Linked DNA regions of Homo sapiens: region 1 is linked to region 2. The links are chromatin loops, found by intact Hi-C in ENCODE. Cell type or tissue: adrenal gland. All regions are shown on one strand. Each heading gives the region's core, and the rest is flanking DNA. Links, peaks and the distances in the headings are about the cores only.

Evidence for each region. Peaks named below come from ENCODE experiments on the same cell type or tissue, not always from the same donor. Only the 100,000 strongest peaks of a DNase experiment are listed, where the experiment ranks them.
Region 1: a loop joins it to region 2, with 5 times the contacts of the local background. A loop is called at or near these places in 92 of 110 quality-filtered maps.

The regions. Positions count from the first base shown.
Region 1 is chr3:120,561,717-120,571,986 of GRCh38, reverse strand. No RefSeq gene overlaps it. Among named protein-coding and RNA genes, the nearest start is that of NDUFB4, 29 kb to the left of the region's middle. RefSeq lists a silencer at 7,141-7,344. In adrenal gland, for the core only: a CTCF peak has its summit at 4,092 (motif pointing right); DNase peaks (open chromatin) are centred at 2,566, 3,756, 4,396 and 5,138; H3K4me3 peaks cover 730 bases; H3K27ac peaks cover 2,517 bases.
Region 2 is chr3:120,796,981-120,807,250 of GRCh38, reverse strand. It overlaps the pseudogene NAP1L1P3. Among named protein-coding and RNA genes, the nearest start is that of LINC02049, 34 kb to the left of the region's middle. In adrenal gland, for the core only: no CTCF peak of the experiment used is centred there; no DNase peak of the experiment used is centred there.

The DNA.
Region 1 (10,270 bases), core at 1,015-9,014, 240 kb after region 2:
TCATCTTTGAAATGGGTGCCTAGAGAGCGTTTTGGAGATAAAATGACAGCATGCACACAAAGGCCCTGATGTGGGACCATCGTGGTAAGGCATGATGGAGGGTCATGAGATGCCTTCTTATGCTCTGGAAAATGGTGGAAGGAATCACATGGTTGGCAAAAACATATGAAATTCTACATCTGAATCTTGGTTTCTTCTCTCTTTTAAAATCCAGCTCCTCACAAGTCTATTTTTTGAAAGAACCAGCCTCCTTTTCTTCTAAATATTCTAAATATATGAAATCCAACCAAAGTTTCAAAACACACTTTTGTGGTTGTTCTTTCACAGGTGTTAAAGACAATTGGATAAGATATCCTGCCAAGAGCATCTTAAAAATACCAGGGTAACTTCTTTTTTTTTTTGTTATGGAAACTTCCCACACACAAAAGTAGAGGAAATGGTATAATGGACCCACTGTATTCATTCTCCAGCTTTTATCATTTTAAATATTTTTCCATGTTGTTTTATCCATCCCCCTAGATATACCCTTCATTTTTCTTTTTGCTGGATTATTTGAAAGCAGTCCCTCACAGTGTTTTATATTATCCATTAAATACTTTGGCATGTATTTCTAACAGTTAAGGAGGTTTTTTTCTACATAACCACAATGCTATTATCACACGTAACAAAAGTATCAATAATCTCAGGAGCATTTTAAAAATAGTGTTCTGGAAAAAGCAAGCCAAATAAGTGAGTAATAGAGAATTTCAAGCCCTATGGTAAGAGGTTTGGGAAGATGCTTTTGGCAAAGGGGGCACTTTCATTTTTGCAAATGACATCACAGAGCCAGATGTCACTTTCTCCTACATATCCAAAATTGGATTTACTTTCTTACCCCTGAAATGTATTCTCTAGTTCAGTGTAAGGCATCAGTATCCACCCAGGAGCTTAAGCCAGAGACTCAGAATTCTTGTAGAGTCTTTTCTCTCCCTCCTTTCTCTCTTACCCCTCCATTTAACCAGTTTTTTAAAATCGTGATAACATTTAACACGAGATCTACCTTCTTAACAAAATATTAAGTGTACAATACATTATTGTTGACTATAGGTACAAGGTTGTACAACAGCTCCCCAGAGCTTATTTATTTTGCTTGACTGAGACACAATGCTCATTGTTAGTGATTCCCCATTTCCTCTTCTTCCCAGCCCTGGCTACCACCATTCTATGATTCTATTAATTTGAATCATAGATACTTCATCTTAGATATTTCATATAAGTGGAGTCATGCAATATTTGCCTTTCAGTGACTGGCTTATTTCACTTAGTGTAATGTCCTTAAGGTTCATCTGTATTGTTACACATTGCCAAATTTCCTTTTTAAGGCTGAATAATATTCCGTTGTATGTATGTACCACATTTTCTTTTTATCCATTAATCTGTTGATGGACATTTAAGTTGTTTTCACATCTTGGCTATTGTGAATAGTGCTGCAGTGAACATGGGTATACTAATATCATTTTGGGATCCTAATTTCAATTCTTTTGGATAAATATCCAGAAGTGGGATTGCTGGATCATATGGTAGTTCTATTTTTAATTTTCTTAGGAACTTCACACTGTTTTCCATAGTGGCTGCACCATTTTGCATTCCTACCAACAGCATATGAGGGTTCCAATTTCCTCCACATCCTCACCACCACTTGTTATCTTTATATATATAACAACCATCCTAGCAGGTGTGAGGTGGTATCTCATTACGGTTTTGATTTGCGTTTTTCTGATGATTGGTGATGTTGAACATTTTCTTATACCTGCTGGCTATTTGTATGTCTTCTTTGGAGAAATGTCTATTCCAGTCCTTAGCCTATTTTTAAAATTAGGGGTTAGTTTTTTTTTAATTACTGCTATTAAATGTAGGAGTTTCTTATTTTGAAGTTCTAAATCTCAGAGTGAATATTTCTCATAGCAACCCCCTCTTCTCCATTCCTACTTCTGTTCCCTTTGTCTAGTGCACATTATCCATCTCGGCACAAAGTACTGAATGGTGTTTTTTTTTCTTTTTTAAATGAGGCTTTTATCATGTTGGCCGGGCTGGTTTTCAACTCGTGGCCTCAAGTGATCCACCCACCTCAGCCTTCTAAAGTGCTGGGATTACAGGAATGAGCCACCACACCGGCTTCTGAATGGTCTTTATCTGGCTTCCTCTGGAAACGAAACCTGAAACATGGATTCTACTATAAATAGTTCATTTGAGAGGTGATCTCAGGAATCCCTGGGAGCTGATTCAGGGAGCAGGACAGGGAAGTGAAAGAAGCCAATAAAGGATGTGTTACTAAGCACTGCCGAGCTCCATGCCACTGAGAAACTCCACTGGAGCTCCACCTCACTGAGAAACTCTGAGACACAGAGTAGAATACGACTTAAGAGTTATCCCAACCAACAGGCAAGGAAGCTGGGGTGTTTACCCATCAACTCTCCTGTTCCTCATTGTTTGAGGGCTGATCTCAGGGACATCAACCCCCCAGCACATCTGGCCTGCACTCCTGCACTGTGTATGGGCTATGCATGCTGCCAAGCCAGAGCACAGAGGGTCACAGGCCTTGGGGGTGTGGGGTGCATACTAATTGGACGTGGGCGGGGCACTGACAGCACCGCTGCATTGCCTCCCTTCTCCCTTTCCCGACAGAGGCCTGGGATAACTTCCCGAGGTGCAAATCTGATTATGACACTCCTCTAGTCAATAAAAGCATATGTGGATGATGCTAAAGACCTACCTTGCTTATTTCACCTGATGCAGGTGACTGGAGTGGTGCCAAGCCATCTGACCCTGGGCACCTTTGGCATACCTTCTGCAGGTGGTCAAAGCTTGGACTGGATTTTCAGTAACGTGAATTAAATGGATAGATAGCTTTATTCATATATTTATAATTAAAATCTGTTTATTTGCAGAACAGGTTGGGAAGGGAAGAGATAAATGATTGCCTGTGGTTTGGGGCCCACTGGTGCAGCCCATCTCCTCTCAACAGCTTTGCTGACCCCTTCTCGACAGTGCAGAGCCTCTCCCCTGTGTTTCTGTCACTGCACCAAAGCCACTCGTGGCAGCACCTTGTTCTTCTTTATGCAGTCACATTATCTGGGAATCTCAATGTGATTTGCAAGCTTACATAACTTCCCAAATGAGTCAGCATGCTCATCAAGAAGGCAGCATGGTGTCGTGGAAAGAACAAGGCATTTGGTGCCAGATAGAACAAGTTCAATTCCTGCATCTGCCACTTCCTAACTGTGTGTCTACACAAGTTATTCTACCTCCCCCAGCCTGTTTCTTCCTCTAACAAATGGAGATGAGAATATCTACCTAGGAGGGTTATTATAAGGATGAAGGGAGGTAAGGAACACTCAGAGTGTGATCAGTGTTTGCTTCTCCCATCCTATATCCTGATTTACACATCTAGCAGCAAATTCTTGAACCTTACTGACATGTAGTGAGTAGAAAATGCTGATTTGTCTTTGTCTGCTTTTAGCACCAGTTAATTTTTGATGAAAGTTTAAATCATGTATTTGTAAAGGAAAAATTGGTCTTGCTCTACTCTGGGCAAAGCAGGCACAGTGCGTGTGAAATAAATCAGCACCAGAAAGGTCTGTGGTGCTCTAGGTAGGGCTGGGCAGGCACAGCCTGGCTCAGGCCTGGCCGGACTGCAGTGGCAGCCAAAGATCACTAGCTTTCAGAGGAAACTTTGGGAGCATGCAGTAAGACAGACAGCCTGAAAAACAAAATATCCAAGAGAGGATGTGGGATCCAATCCGAATAGCTGCTTACCACAGTGGGGAGCGGTTAGGAATGGCATGGTAGAATGCCTTTTGCCAGACAAAGCAGCAGCATACGAATGAGGATGCTGCTGTGCTGGTCAGGGCTGGGGATAGTTCTGGAACTGTTTTTCCTAAGCGGTTAAAGCAAATGCAAGCTTAAAAAAAAAATAAAATCCCTGATCAGCAAATAAGTACTGCTACAAATGTTCTTCCCTGCTGGTCACAACACTATTAGGGCAGGAGTAGCAGACAAGCTCATTTCCAGGATCTTTACAGCCAGCATAATACATAGCTAGCAGTCAGCTGGGGGCAGCAGAGAGAATATTTATAATTTAGAGATGATTGGTTTGCATGTCCGTGGAGCAAAGAGGTAGCTAAAAAAGTAAAGCAAGAGCCGATCTTTAAACTCAGACACCCCAGAATGTTAGAGCTGGAAAAGATCTTTCAGATCATCTAACTGTTCTGGTGATTTTTATATACTAACAACAGCAGAACTTTTCTTTTAAATAAAATCTTATGCAGACTCTCCCCTTTAAAACAAATAAAAGGAGAGCTGCTCTGAGTAGGGGAGGGAGGGAGACAAGGGGGCAGTGTGGTTCTGGGACGGCAGCCTCTGAGCCTTCACTGTAGGTCTCCAGCAGTAGCCCAGAAATACGTCATGGAAATCCTGAGGCCCCACTGACCACAGCTTAGAAACCCCTCATCCAGTCTTAGGCTCACAGAGGGCAGGTGACTGGTCTAGGGTTACTGAGCAGAATTGGGACTAGAGCGCAAACCTCTTGATTTTAAGTTCCTTGCTCTCTGCTAAAAACCATCTCTCCTTCAGAAAAAAAAAAGTATCTGTAAAGATAAAGTTACCTCGTGAAATAGCTTATTAAAGTAAATGAGAAAGCCAGAGGCATCTGAGTGTAAACACTGGCTTTGAAAAGGATCCAATTTTATCTTCTTCTCTGCTGGACCCAAGGGCAGCTTCTTACTACATTTATTTTTAAGGCTTTTAGCGTAACAGTCACAAAATCCAAGGAGATTTACTAAATTAACGGTCACTTAAGCCAGGACGAGTCTAACCAGTTTGTACCTGTTAGAAAACAGAAACTTAAAATAATAGCTTAGTGTTAGAAAAAAAATTATTTTTACTATATTGGCACAATAAGAAAGGAAGGTGAAATGCACGGCAGATGAAGGGGCCAAACCAGAGCTCTCAGGCGCTGGAGCACGAAGCATTTCAGACTCTTGCCTCCGTTTATCGTTTGTGAGAACTCAGACAAGTCACAACGTCTCTGGACCTCAGTGTTTTCAATCTATAAAATGATTAAATCATTAAGGCTATTAAAGGTCAGTATGCAACAGAACTCTGACATAGAACTTCCCAGTGAGCAGGGTCAGCTGGTGCTGTGCCTAATTAACATGCAGCAGAAGTCTCTGTGTCCAAGGCCAAGGGCCTAGTAGTGCAATTAATACAGAAGAGAAAGGAGCGGGAGGAGGGAAGCAGGCAGAGAGGAAAGCAGAGCCTCTCCTTTCATGCTTCAGAGGACAGGACTTTGGTCAGCAGCATCCTGCACATTTATGTGAGGACTATTACCTGGAAGTCCTCTAAATGGCAAGATAAATGGCATGTGCATATGATGAAAAGTCTGTAAGGACATACACCAAAATGCCAACAGTGTTTTTACTGGGTTAAATGTTTATGAATGTCCTTTGCTTTCTTCCTTTCTTCCCTTCTTTCTTCCTTTCTTCCCTTCTTTCTTTCTCTTTCTTTCTTTCTCTCTCTCTCTTTCTTTCTTTTTCTTTCTCTTTCTTTCTTTCTTTTTTTCTTCCTCCCTCCCTCCCTCCTTCCTTCCTTCTTTCTTCATTCCTCTCATCCTTCCTTCTTGCCTTTCTCCTGTGTTTCCTACATTTTGTACCTTACCTATGTATTGCTTGTGTTTTCCCCACCAGAAGGTAAGCTCCATGAGTGCAGGAATTTTTGTTTCTTTTGTTCACTGCTGTATTCCTAGTGCCTAGAACAGTGCCTGGCATTTGGTAGGCACTCAATAAACATTTGTTGAGTAATGAATAATGTGCAATTTAAAAGTGAGAATTTTTTTTTAATTGCAGGCAACACAAATTATGTCTTAAAGCAGTAGTTTTCAATCTTTTTGGACTACAGCCCATGGTAAAAAATATTTTTAAAATTGTGACATCACAGTACATAAATTCACACACACAAATATGACATATATAACAAAGATTTCACAAAGTAATACTTATTATTATAACTTGTGGCGTACTTTGATATTTTAAAATCACTTCTATTTCCATTTTTGAAATACTGACTCACTAAATTTATTTCAAGACTCACTAATAAGTTATGATCTGCAGTTTGAAAATCACTTCCATTGAAAGAGCAGCCACCTGGAAGGTCAGCCATGGTTGCCTTGTAGGGGAAGGCATGGGTGAGAATCTTCCATCTGTTTGCACCTAATCTTTGGAAGATCAAGAGCTTGAAATTAGCAAGGGCAGATGAAGTTGTCCATGGTTACCTGTGTTTCCTAGCTACTCTTCAGAAAGACATTGTGTCTCAGAACCTTGAGTAGAATCATTTAGACAACTCCATCACCGTACAAGAAGAAACTGAGGATTGGGAAAGGAAGAAGGCTTCCTACCACATCCTACATGTGTGAGCTTAATGTTCCTTAAAACAAATATTCTAGTCAACTCCACCCCTGAACATGAAGTAGAGACAAAGAAAACTGGGGCAGGAATCAGAGATTCCAGTTCTTATGATTTGGCCAACCTGCTTTGAAACTCAGTTTCCTCATCTGTAAAATGAGGAATCGGCCATAATGCTATTCAAGACCAGTGCCAGCCCTAAAAGTTGATACTCTAAAAGTAAGACAAACAAATAAGAGTAACAATCTTTGCCAAGCACCTATTATGTACCAGACAATGAGCTAAGTGTTTTACCTATAGCATCTCACTAAACCTCCCAACAACTCTGGGAGAATAGGGTTATTAGCCTTCACAGAGGACGAAACTGAGGCTCAGAGAGGTTAATAACTTGCCCCAAATCAGCAAGTAACAGGGTTGGTTTCTAATTGGGGTCTCTCTGATGTCAACCCCCGTGTTCTCAACTACAACACATACTGTTCCCTAATGGAGTTGCTTTGGGGTTTCCATTTCAAACCCCTGACACATTTGGTCTCCCTTTAAGCTAGGAATGTTCAATTAAAGGTAGTAGTACGTTGTAACAAATGATAAAACGATACCAAGGGGGTATATATAAGGAGAAGGGAAGCAATACTATTTGAATGCAATATTCAAAGCATTTTGTTTATGGTATTCAATTTAATCCTTACAACAACCTTCAAATTTGTTTTTGTTTTTGTTTTCATTTTACAGATGTAAACACAGAAAGGTTTAGTAACCTTTCTTTTTTTTCTTTTTTGAGACGGAGTCTCACTCTGTCACCCAAACTGGAGTGCAGTGGCACGATCTTGGCTCACTGCAACCCCCGCCTCCTGGGCTCAAGCGTTCTACAGCCTCAGCCTCCTGAGTAGCTGGGATTACAGGTGCTCACCACCATGCCCGGCTAATTTTTGTATTTTTAGTAGAGACGGGGTTTCACCACGTTGGCCAGGCTGGTCTCAAACTCCTGACCTTAGGTGATCCGCTCTCACTTTAGCCTCCCAAAGTCCTGGGATTACAGGTGTGAGCCACAGCACCCAGCAGGTTTAGTAACCTTTTAAAGATAACAGGTATTTAGTGTAGCTGTGGGACTGTAAGCTCTCTGAAGATACAGACTGTCTCTCCCATTTGTGCTTTTATTGTCAATGCCTAAAAGAGTGCCTCGTACATTGTAGGTGATCAATACACACTTACTAAAGGCATAACTGAAGGAAGTAACCAGGTTTTAAGCCCAGATCTGCCCAACTCCCAAATCCAATTATTTTCACTGCTGAACTCATATTATTTATTTAAAACAATTGGTATTTAGCCAGTTGTTACTGAGTTCCCATCTCTTGGCCGAATCTATAATTAAGGTAATTTTGTAAGACATAGTTAGAGCTATTCCCTGGCTCCCTAAAATGCGTAACGTTCACCCAGAGGACCAGACTTGGAGAAAAACACAGGACTGGAAAACATGTGATCACACCCTAGTATCATTGCTCTCCCTGATCACCAAGAGCAGTTACAGAACAGAGAGGTTTGTTTTGTTTGGTTTTTAAATCAGTAAACACAAATTTTAAAAGGCCTACTCTTAGGCAGAGTATCTTCATAGTGACAAGGACATAGTGACAAGTGCATCTTCTGGTGCATCTTCTAGGATGTTTCTGCCCAGGAATTGGAGGAAGGCGAGAAATGAGGCATACCAAGCATGCCATAGCAGACGGGTGTGTGCAAGTGTGCCTGAGACATGGCCCTGCTTAAACTCAGCCAGGCAGGTCCAGTGATGGATGAGTGGATGGCTCTGATAAAGAGCAGGCATCTCCTATCTTTCTCATTCAAGGGTAGTTCCTCTCCAATGCACTGACCAAGGCTACACCTGGCCCTGGCTTCGGTCATTCAGGGTACTTCCCCTGCCCTTTGGAGTTGTGTGCTCATCTATTTCTTAATTTCTCCACCTTTTCCAAGTATTTACTAAGGGCTCTCATAGGCCCAACCTACGCAAGGTGCTGTGGTGGCTACTACAGAAGGAACAGAGCACAGGCTTCTTCTGGCCTCTTGGGTGTCACTGGTAATATACTTGGAACTCAAGTGTAACCGTGAAGTTCCCTGGTAGCTGAGCTGGTGACTTAACTATTATCACCTTCCTTGCCACCTCCTGAGAGCTTGGGAAGCCTTTCTTGTTACTGTGGTTTGAAGAGTGTGATTCTCCCTTATTTCCCTGTGCACCTTCTGTCACCATGACATCAGCTCAAATGTGGTCTTCTTGCCTTGAGTGAACCAGCACCCATATTACCAAGGCCAGCATGATCAGAGAGGTGTAAACTCTTTACAGGTGGGTCAGCTGGAGAAGATGCAAGGTCAGTACAGCTTTGTAGATAATTCTCTTTGCTTCCTACACTGAATTTGGCTGCCTCTGTCTTTAACCTGAACTAAACCTACTCTGTTCTCATCCAAAGTGTTTTTTTGGGAGGGGGTAGGGCTGGCTGTCCCAGAAGTCAAATGTTCTCTTTATATTCACCTTGTTTCCTGCTCTGAGTTTCCTTCTGTAGTGTCTGTTAATGCCTGTTTTGGTCCAAATCTTTTTTTTTTTTTTTTTTTTTTTGTTTTTTGAGACAGAGTCTTGCTCTGTCACCCAGGCTGGAGTGCAGTGGCACGATCTCGGCTCACTGCAAGCTCTGCCTCCTGGGTTCACGCCATTCTCCTGCCTCAGCCTCCCGAGTAGCTGGGATTACAGGCGCCCGCCACCACGCCCGGCTAATTTTTTGTATTTTTTAGTAGAGACGGGGTTTCACCATGTTAGCCAGGATGGTCTCTATCTCCTGACCTCGTGATCCACCCGCCTCGGCCTCCCAAAGTGCTGGGATTACAGGAGTGAGCCACCCCACCCGGCCTTTTTTTTTCAATAGAGATGGGGTCTCACTATGTTCTGGAACTCCTGGGCTCAAGTGATCCTCCCACCTCGATCTCCCAAAGCTGGGATGACAGGCATGGTCCACTGTGCCCAGCCCCAAATCTTTTCTTAATAACAGTTTTATTGAGATATAATTCACATACTTAAAATTTACCTTTTAAAAGTGTAGAATTCAGTGGCTTTCATTATGGTCACAGAGATGTGCAACCATCACCACTATCGAATTTCAGAACATTTTCATCATCCCCAAAAGAAATAACATGCTCATTGGTAGTCAGTCCCATCTCTCCCTTCCCCAGCCCCAATCAATCACTAATCTGGTTTTTTATTTGCCTATTTTATTTTTTATTTGCTTTTTATGAATTTGCCTATTCTAGACATTTCATGTAATTAGAGTAATACAATATGGCTCTTCAGTGACTGGCATCTTTCAATTAGCATGAAGTTTTCAAGGTTTATCTATGTTGTAATGTATCAATACTTCATTCATTTTTAAGACTGAATAATATTCCATTATATGGATGAACCACATGTTGTTTAGCCATTCATCAGTTAATGGACACTTGGGTTGTTTCCACTTTTTGGCTATGGTTAATAATGGTAGGAATATTTGTGTACAGGTTTTTGTGTGGACATGTGTTTTCAATTATCTTGGATATATACCTAGGAGTCAAGTTGCTATGCTGACCCATATCTTAACGAAACATTTCCAGTAATCTTCATTCCTATCTCTCTGTTTCCTCGGGAGCAGATTTCTCTATATTCATTAAACAAAGAGGAATGACCAACAGTAGGGGCTTTTTCACCAAGTGCATGACACAGCACCTGCTTTTCCAAGTCAGATACAAAGCTCGAACACTCCTACTCCAAACTATATGCGGCTGTGAGTAGCTGTGTCAGGCCCAGGACAGCGACAAGTCACTTC
Region 2 (10,270 bases), core at 845-8,844:
TTCATACTGGAAATTCTTAACCATATAGTTGTCCTGCCAATTTTATTTTAAAACAATGAATTGTCTTAATATAAGTCACTGCATTTCTGTAACATATTAAAGAAGGTCACAACTAATCCAAGCGGACTTAACCCTATTCAACAACCAGCTGAAAAAAATACTTTGGCTCGTCAAGGAAAAAATTATGAAAAGAAAGTATTTCACTTAGCAGTCGTTAATTTTCACAGTTGTACTCCAAGAGCTACATGAAAATATTCCAGAAGAACCAAATTACGTAGCAATTAATGAACATGCGTGACAGAATTTGTGCATTCAAAATATCTGGCGGAAAAACTAGTCAAAATGCTAGAGAGGACAAATTGGTCTTTAAAATATCAGTTTCCTGTCCTTTAAAAAAGTTGCATAGTCTACCAAGAAAAAACGAAAACATAAGGCTGTAAGTAAATAAGAGTTGTGTTTAGGCTATTACAGTGCAGGTTATCCTCAAGGCCACATACATCCTGCTTCACTGCTGCTTGCACTCTGCTGCGTTTTGATCTTTCTTTGGTTCATAGTCTGGATCATTTTCCTCATCTTCTTCTTCCCCTTCCTCATCTGCTTCTTTGCCTTCTTCATCATAATCATCATCATCATCTTCAATAGCTTCTCCAGTAAAATATAACACTGATCTTGGGATTATACACTCAGGTAAAAAGTGACTGATTTGGAAGTTTGCAGCATGGATAGCTTCAGCAGCATCATCCAGATATCCACTCTCAGGAACTTCAGGAGGGGCAAAAAAATTAAAGCAAGAGTCATTGGAAACTCTTTTAGTCACAGTACAAACTGTCCCATGTCCCTTGTGTTTCTGCTGCTTCTTAATGTTTCTCAAAGTGACATTCTTTCCTTTTTTTCCAATCTATCTGGCACCCTGTACAACCCATAATTTCTAGTCCATCAAAAGAAAAGGGACCAGAATCATCTGGTTCTGACCTCATCCTATATGTCTTTGTTGGCACTTCATTTGTAAAATATTCACTGGGTTCAAAGTGAAATTCTAAGACAAAACTCATAGGCTGGCCAGCATCCAAGAACTTCACTTTAATAAATTTAAAGTGCTTCAGAATAGGTTCATCATGTTCCTGAAGCATATCACTAAGCAAGTCAACATTCTTAAAAATAGTTAACCAAAATTCAGGAATTCCTATGGGCTCTTCTTTTTCTTCATCCTTCTTCTCTTCTTCAATCTTGGCCTTTTCTTTCAACTCCTCCGAAATCTTGCCTTCTTCATCTGGTTTCCATTCACATTCTTCTTCTGTGGGTTCATAAATTGCATTAATAATCTCAAATCGCTTATCAAATAGAGGCTGATAGAGAACAGCATAGAGAAGTGATAACTTTCAAACCAATCTAAAATATTCAACTTGTGAATAGAAATAAACAAAGAAAAGTAAATTAAACAAAGAAAAGTAAATTATTAAATTAAAATATTGGCTCTTAGATTTTAGTGGTAAATAAATTTTTTCCCTGGGTTATCAGTCAGTAACATTAGCTTTTGGTTATAAATCAGTTTGGACAAGTATTGTCTCCTTGGGTTCTAGTGGCTTTTACCCAAGCCCATAGGAAAGCAATCTTCCTGATCCAGATTCCCTACTAATAAGGCATCCGCAGCACTACTGACTAATGTGATTTAAGATGGCTCATGTGTACGCCCACTTTCAAAAGAGCCTGACCTGAGATAGGGAAACATGGAAGAGACCACCATGGCTGCCCTAGGAGGAATGCGTCAGGAAAGAATGACTTGAAGGAGATAGAAGGATTGATAAAGCGCCCTCGGCACAAGTATCTCAGGCTCAGCTCTCAGGGACTTAGTACTCTCAGCAAATTCGGAACTGGTATAAAAGACATCAAAAAGGTGATCTAGTCTAGACTCAGAACATTTAATGGCTTCCTTCTCTGTCTTTAGGGAGTGCTTAAAAGATCTAACCTAGAGATTAAACTATTTCTCCCTTAGGGAATCTCATTTGCCTTTTCCTTCATTATGCAGAGCAGTTCTGCACTCATACACCCCAGCTTCCACCTCCAGATTTTATCCCCACCACCTATGAAGACTTGGCAAACAAAGGGCATTCTAGCTACCAGGACTGCCTCTCAGAATTATATATAACATTTCTTTCTCTTACACACAGATAAAAGACAAAATGAAAATAGTTAAAAATCAGTTCAGGTGGTGGAACTATGGGTGATTTTTTTTCTTCTTTCTATTTTCAGTCTTCTCATATTTTATTTGATTATAATACATATTAATGAGCTCTAACATTTCCTGAGCACTGACTCTGGGCCTGGCACTGTGCTAAGCACATTACGTATTTTATCTCACTTAATCCTCTTTAGAAGTATGTGAATTTACATATAAGGAAGCTAAAGAAAGTAAGTAACTTCTCAGTGGGTACTCTGTATATCAACCCTGGTCTATCTGACATTAAAGTCAGAACTCTTAACTACTACATTTATTTGGTTGTAAGATATTGAAACTAGAAACTTAACCATGGGTTTATCTTAGGGAATTGGACTGTTATAAAAATGAGAAGATGGCCGAGCACAGTGGCTCATGCCTATAATCCCAGCACTTTGGGAAGCTGGGACGGGAGGATCGCTTGAGCTCAGGAGTTTGAGACCAGACTGGGCAGCATGGCAAAACCCCATCTCTATTGGTTTGCCAGGGGAACCAATCCTGTAATTAGAGGGTTGGAACATTTAGTTCCACCATTCAACCTCCCAGGAGGGGAGAGGGGCTAACAGTTGAGTTAATCACCAATGGCCAGTGATACCATCAATCATGCCTACGTAATGAAGCCTCCATAAAAACCCAAGGGAAGTGGGTTCAGGGAGCCACTGGAGAGCTGACTACGTAAAGGTGCCTGGAGGGTGGTCTGCCAAGCCCTGCACCTCTTCCCACATGCCTTGCCCTAGGTATCTCTCCATCTGACTGTTCTTCTGTATCCTTTATAAAACCCTTTACAATAAATGGGTAAATATGTTTCCGTGAATTTTGTGAGCCACTTTAACAAATTAATAAAACCTGAGGAGGGGGGTTATGGGAACCCTAATTTATAGCCAGTCAGTCAGGAGTACAGGCTGCAACCTGGGACTTGCAGTTGGCATCTAAAGTGAGAGGGAGTCTTGAGAGGCTGAGCCCTCAACCTGTGAGATCTGACTCTAACTCTAGGTAGATGTGTCAGAACTGAATTTTAGGACCCCCCCGCCCATGTCCAGTGGAAAATTATTTGGTGTATGGGGAAAATAATTCACCCATCCAGTGTCAGAAGTGTTGTGTTGAGTAGTGTGTGAAAAACAAAAGGACAAGTTTTTCCAATCTCTTACATCTCCTGAAAAGAAATTCAGATTTTATTTCTCCTAAGCTCCTGGATGATGGATTTTAAGAATGAGACTACCTGCCTTTCCTAGTAGGATAAAGATGGGTTGGGGCATGATAGTGACTCTCTTAGGGGCTGAATAGATGTACCTTGCAGGGTGATGTCTCCTGGCATTATTGTTTGTTTGTTTTTTGTTTTTTGTTTTTTTGAGATGGAGTCTCGCTCTGTCACCAGGCTGGAGTGCAGTGGCGTGATCTCAGCTCAACGCAACCTCCGCCTCCTGGGTTCAAGCGATTTTCCTGTTTCAGTCTCCCAAGTAGCTGGGAGTACAGGCACACGCCACCATGCCCGGATAATTTTTTTTTTTTTTTTTGTAATTTTAGCAGAGACAGGGTTTCACCATGCTGGCCAGGCTGATCTTGAACTCCTGACCTCATAATCTGCCTGCCTTGGCCTCCCAAAGTGCTGGGTTTACAGGCATAGCTACCGCGCCTGGCTTCCTGGCACTATTGTTAACAGCACAGCCAAGCCTCAGAGCAGAAACTTTCATTTCTTTTCATGTAACAATTCTAATTATTATTAAAATTATTATATTATCAAAGGTCTGCTCATCGTGTTTAAAAGCAGAAAAAAGTGTCTAAATATTAACAAATGAAATTCAAAGAAATAAAAGTACAGTCTATGGAGTAATAAAATATTTCTATAGCAGAAACAATACATGGCCAGTCATGGTGGCTCATGCCTGTAATCTCAGCACTTTGGGAGGCCAAGGTGGGCGAGTCACTTGGGGTCAGGAGTTTGAGATCAGCCTGGCTAACAGGGTGAAACCCCACCTCTTCTAAAAATACAAAAATTAGCCGGTGTAGTGGTGTATGCCTGTAATCCCAGCTACTCAGGAGGCTGAGGCAGGAGAATTGCTTGAACCTGGTAGACAAAGGTTGCAGTGAGCAGAAATCACATCACTCACTGCACTCCAGCCTGGGTGACAGAGTGAGTGAAACTCTGTCTCAAAAAAATAAATAAAAATTAAAAAAAAATAAGTGCCTAATATATGCTCAAGAAGCAAAGTGAGCCCTTCTGTTATTAAGCAAATGGATAAGTACAAGAGAGTGAGTTTCACTGTTCAGATAATTCCTAAGGAAGGGGCTGTATTATAAGCTCAGGCATTCCGAAGTGGTAGTCCCTGCTCAGAAAGTCATGGGCTATGAATCCTCAGGCCTGGTTCTTCAGCCAAAATTGATGGCTTCCAAGTTGAGGCCCAAGAATATATATGAAATATCAGTGAAATAAGAGCAATGAATCCAGTCCTGGCAAAACAGACAGTGGCGTCTTCTTCGCACTTCACCTCTCTCCTTCAAGGTAGCCATAGCTGTAGTACCTCTAGTTGCTAGGAGCTCTCTCTTTAGGACAACGGCTCAGGTATTGAAAAGCTCTTACTTATGTTGTACTGAAATCTGCCTTCTTTAACTTCTGCTCTTTATCTCTACATCTTGACAGGGCAGAACAAATTTATTCTGCCTGTCACACAAGAGCCTTTTAAATATTTGCAGACAAGGATATGGTATTCCTTTGGTTGACTTTTTTTTCTTCTCTAGGCTAAATGTGATCATTTATGTCAACTATTCCTGACTTCCTGACCCTTACCAACCCATTACTTTTCTTCAAGTTGGTCAAAATCCCTCAAGAATTGTGGTACCTACCAGAGAACCCAGTACTTCAGTGTGGTCTGACCACAGCCCACTGCACTAGGACCAGGGCTTCCTATAATCTCTCCTTCACTTCCCTTCATGCAGTCAAAGACTGGGTTGTTTTTTTCCAGCACACACATCATAATGTTGGAAAATATTCAACTTGTGGATAATTAAAGTCCCCAGTCCTTTCATATGAACAAATGCTCTTTGGGTAATCATCTCCATCCTGAACTTATATGATGGTTTGCTTTTTACCCTAAATATAGAATTCTGCAATTATTTCTGATATATTCCATCTTATTGAGTTAGACAAGAAACTCCAGACTGTCTAGACAATTTTGAATTCTGATTTAGCTCTGTAGCTATAGGTATACTTTCCAGCTTTGTGTCACCTGTAGGTTTAATAAAAATGCCTTTTAACCTATCGATGCATTGCAAAAGTAAAGCAAACTTTTCTGACATTATTGAAAGTGTAGGCTTGGGTACACGATGCAAAATGACTTCTAAATTAGCTACAGCAATTTATAGACAGCCTTTTTCACTTCTCTCCAACCCACCTGCATGACATGCAATACAAAGCACACAAAAAAGAAAAAGAGTCCTACTTAATGTGGGTAGTGAGCAAGGAAGAAAACAGAAAGAAGTAGTGACATTGCTGGTAGCTCTATCTCTATTCCATCCCTGGTCCCAAGAGTGGACATTCTTGTAGTTTTGTCCAGGTATTATCCTTTGGGGATAGAAATGGTTCGTAATGTTTTTATAGTTCATCCTAGACCATGGCTCAGCCTTGCCACCCAACTTCCCTGTCCAGGGAGATCAGAAGCAATAGGTGGCTATCAAGGCATCATTTGAATAGGGTGGATATCAAATACAGCATCCCCATCTGTACAGGACTCAGCCTTTGATAGTTCTTGATCTACCTGCCAGCAACCATTCCTTCCTCCCACTTGCCTTTACCTCCACAGGATCAGTAAGAGCAAGAAAAGTTCTTCTCCTTCTTGATTTATTTCCTCCTACTTAAACCCAGGCAGAGAAACTGGGGCCTAACTTTTATGACCTTGGTGTTAGGAAAACAAAGCTTACTAATAATATTAAGGAATAGAAGTAATTTTATGTCCAGGGCCTGTTGACCAGTATAATGTTTTCTCTGATGCAGTTGACTCTCTGAACCTGAACATATTCTATATAACTTTTACAGCTCCCTTTCCCAAGGGAGATAATCATAACAATAGTCTCTAGGAAATTCCCTTACATGGGCTGATATGTGCTGTCCTTTTTTCCTCATGTCCCAAGATCAGATAATCCAAATGCAACTTTCATAAATGTCCTACACAGTCATCAGAGTGGGAGCTGTAAAGCAAGAGTGGAAGCTAGGACTATATTTAGGAGCTGGCCCTAGGCTTGTGCTTGGATTTCAGCATTGGCTTCTCCTCTTACCAGCCATGTGATCTTGGGCAAATTACTTACCTCTCTATTCCTAAGAGATGGATAAATAAGAATAGAGTTGATGTGATAAGAAGTAATCAAAATAAGTAATACAAACTAGTTAGTACAGTCCCTGGCATACAAACAGTGCTCAATAAAATTAGTTATTATTAAATAGCCTTCTAATATATGTGTTCAGATTTCTTTTTCTACTGTTCAATTTCTGTGCTTTGATCTAAAACAATTAAGAAACATGGTAACAGTGTTACTAGATTTTTAGAATCCTAGCATGTAAAAGATCTAATCCAACCCTTCCTTTGACAGATGATGAAAATGAGGCTCAGGAAGAAAAAAGGAATTTCCTAATGTACACAGTGAGTGAAAGGCAGAGCCAGGACTATAAACTAGATATCCTGACTCCCAATCCTATCCCTAATTATAGCCGCCTTTTTCCCCCTGAGAAAAGAATCAGGATTAACCAAATGCAGATTTAGATGCTAGTATATTTTATATGTAGGAATGTGATAGTTGTTATGGAATATTTGAAAAAAAATGTATTTATATATGTCATTCTGTATAGAGAAATTATAAAAATTATCTATAAATTAGTATGAATAGCAAATGAAGCTTATGTTCAAAACTCCCACTTCCAACCTCCCTGTTTACTCAGCAGCATGGGATTATGGAAAGAACATAGAATTTGGAACGGAGTGAGCTTGGATTCAAATCCCAATTCCACCACTTAACTGCTGGCATGACCTTTATTTAGCAAGTTACTTAGTCCCTTTGAGCCTCAATTTCTTCATCTAGAAAATGGAGATACCGAAACCTGTTTCAGTGATTTTTGTGGTGCATAGGATATATAGTATGGGAACACAGAACCTGGTATAAAGAGATGCCCATCACACATTGGCACCCCTCCTTAGATTTGACTCTCACTTTGCTGTCCTGATTTTGGTGCTCTGCTGGAAGCAAGGCACTGCCAGGTGCTAGCGACATGGGAGCCATATTTGAGAGGAAAGACGGCTGTCTGCTTTGTCATGAGCGGGACGGAAACATGGTTCTTGGAGTTTCCCTCAAGGTCACTTGGGAGCATAATGTTGTTTCCTACAGGACATCAGCTCAGGAAGTATGCCAAGGCCCAGGGTTGCTTACCACAGAGAAATTATCTCAAGATTGTTCAATGTCAGGCCTTGGTATTACTGGCTGGCCTTAGAGCGGTCTGTGCACCAGGCTTATATATCCTAATCCTCCAAGTCTATTATCACCTAACAGCAGCTTTTGGTTTTGGCTCTTGGAGTGTCAACTGCTACAGCCTCCTCTTGGTAAGCTTCCTTATGCATTATGTATTTATAAATATTTATGTAAGGGAGAGGGGTGGGGGGAGGAAGGAAAAGAAGGAAAGAGGGAAGGAAAGAAAGAATGAAGGAAGCAAGCTCAAGGATACAACAGCGATTGGCCTTTGAGAACTAGGAAATAATATTTTGTTCTGAGAGTTAATCTATACAATCAGTCTGTAATGGATCTGATCAGAATATGCAAAGTCGTCTTAAAGTGGTAGAATAGATTATTAGCCAATAAGACTTTTATATCAGTGGTTCCCCAACCTGGCTGATGATCAGAGTCACTTGGGATGCCTGTAAACATTCAGATTCCTAGACTCCTCCACAGACCTAATTATTAGAATTTCCAGTAGAGCTATACAAGCCCGTTATTTCTTTACATGTATCCCAGGTGCTTTTGTGGCAACCGGCTTCTTCCTGGTCAGCAGACTGGCTTTGGGAACCACAGGTGCACTGCAAGAAGTCTCAAAAGGATTAATATATATAAAGAGCAATGTGTTGGTCAACAGAGGGAATGTGGGGAAAAGGGCACACATGGTACACTGGCTCTTGTGTGCATTGTTCAGGAATGGGGGCTTCCGCCACAGTGCCTGAAACATCTAGATCATCTGGAGCAGATTCCTGTTGAGGAGACAGAGGCTCCAGTTGAGCAGAGCCCTATGTTATCAAACATTTGAATAATATAACTCTCTTTGTCAAAGTTCCTTGTTCATTGAGCAACTTTCAGATGATCTCTCTTCCCATGCAACTGGCCTGTAGGGAGAAAAGGGACAGATCAGGCCAAATGTTTCCCACTGTAAATTAATAAACTGGCATTCTGGTTATATATCAGTCTCTTGTGGATTAGTATGAGTCAGCATCTCTTAGTCTGATCAACTCAGAGGCTCTGTCAAGATCCAGTTTCTGATGCTGTAAAGCTGAGGGCCCAACCCTAGACCTCAGTGTATTCATCAGAGTAAATGTGTCCCAGGAGGTCAGCCAGTTAGCATTTCCTGGAGAAAGGAGGTGAGAAGGAACCCATTTCCCAGGGAAACACGGTATGGAAGACCTTCTTGATGCTTTACTGGGTACATGAACTGGGTGAGGTTCTTATAAGAACAGTTCTTTAAAAAGCCTTTTCTGTTCTCAAAGGGTTTTCACATATATTAGCTCATTTGATATTCACAACAATCCTGGGAGGTAGGTCAGGCATATATATTATTATTATTACTTCAGAGATGAGGAATCTGAGCGCATAGTCACTTACCTAAGATCCAAAGTAATGACAAAAGTGGGAGGAGAATCCAGGTCTTTTGACTCTTAGACATTATTCTTTTCACTTCCTCTCTCATTTAACAAAGTAAATACCATAAGCAGACCCATAAAGGAGCAATAGAAACACTTGAATGGGATAGTGTGGGACTGTGTTTGCATGTCTTTGTGTTAGGGGCTGGGTTAAGGCTACAGACATGGAAAGGCAAGTTGACAGACAGCACGGTAGAAGAGAAATCAGGCCAGTGGTGCTAATAAGAAAGCACACTCAATTTTTTTCTTAGTTTAGAAGAATGAAGTCTGATTCAGTTTAATTGAACAAATTATTTACTGAGCACCTATTGTGTGCAAGGCCTTGTGTACTAAGTGCTACCAATCGGAGCAAAGTTTAGAAAAGAACATTTTGAAACATGTATTTTGGTGTGAAGAGTGACCCTGAAATCATTTTCCTTCTTTAATCACAGCATCGAAAAATGCAACCCACAACCAGGGTATTTAAGGGAAAATGGGAATGGGGAGAAGCTGATTGTAACTAGAATTCTGGCAGCCAAGACCATTTGGAAATTTGGGCTTGATGACTCTCATTAAGGATGGATGTTCGTGCAAAATTTTGCTGGGCAAATATGAAGGGATGCAGCTTCCTCGACATTTTTCCATCTTTATATTTTATGTCTTTAAGTCCTTGGTGACTTCACTGGTGACAGTTTCCAAAATAAGTCCTGTTTTTTTGTGTCTTTTTAAATTTTTTTTTACAATGGCATGAAAACAAAATGTAGACTCCAGTGGCCCAGGATTTGTGAAAAGGGCAGGTCCCAGGGCTCCTCTTTCTCCTACTCTAACAAGGGCTTCAGTGTGATCTACAGCTGGGAAGAGGGGTTCCAGCCGGACATCTGTTAGCGAGCCTACAAACAATGCCCTACGGCTTGCTCCAGTCTTTGCGTTTTGCTAACTGGTTGATCATGTTTTCACTTCATAAATCTGTACATTCTAATGTGAGCACTAGCGGGGTAGCAAAAGGAGGGAGAGCTAGCTGCCTGTTCCCCACCCGATAGGTTCATGTCTGGCTGGATCAGCCTCCCACCTCTCTGGCTGATTCATCAGGCTCAGTCTATTCAAACAGATGGAACTTCTATTTAGGTATTTTAATAGCATGTATTTAAGATATCCTATTGAGAATCTGATCTGACAGAGGTTTGATGAAGTG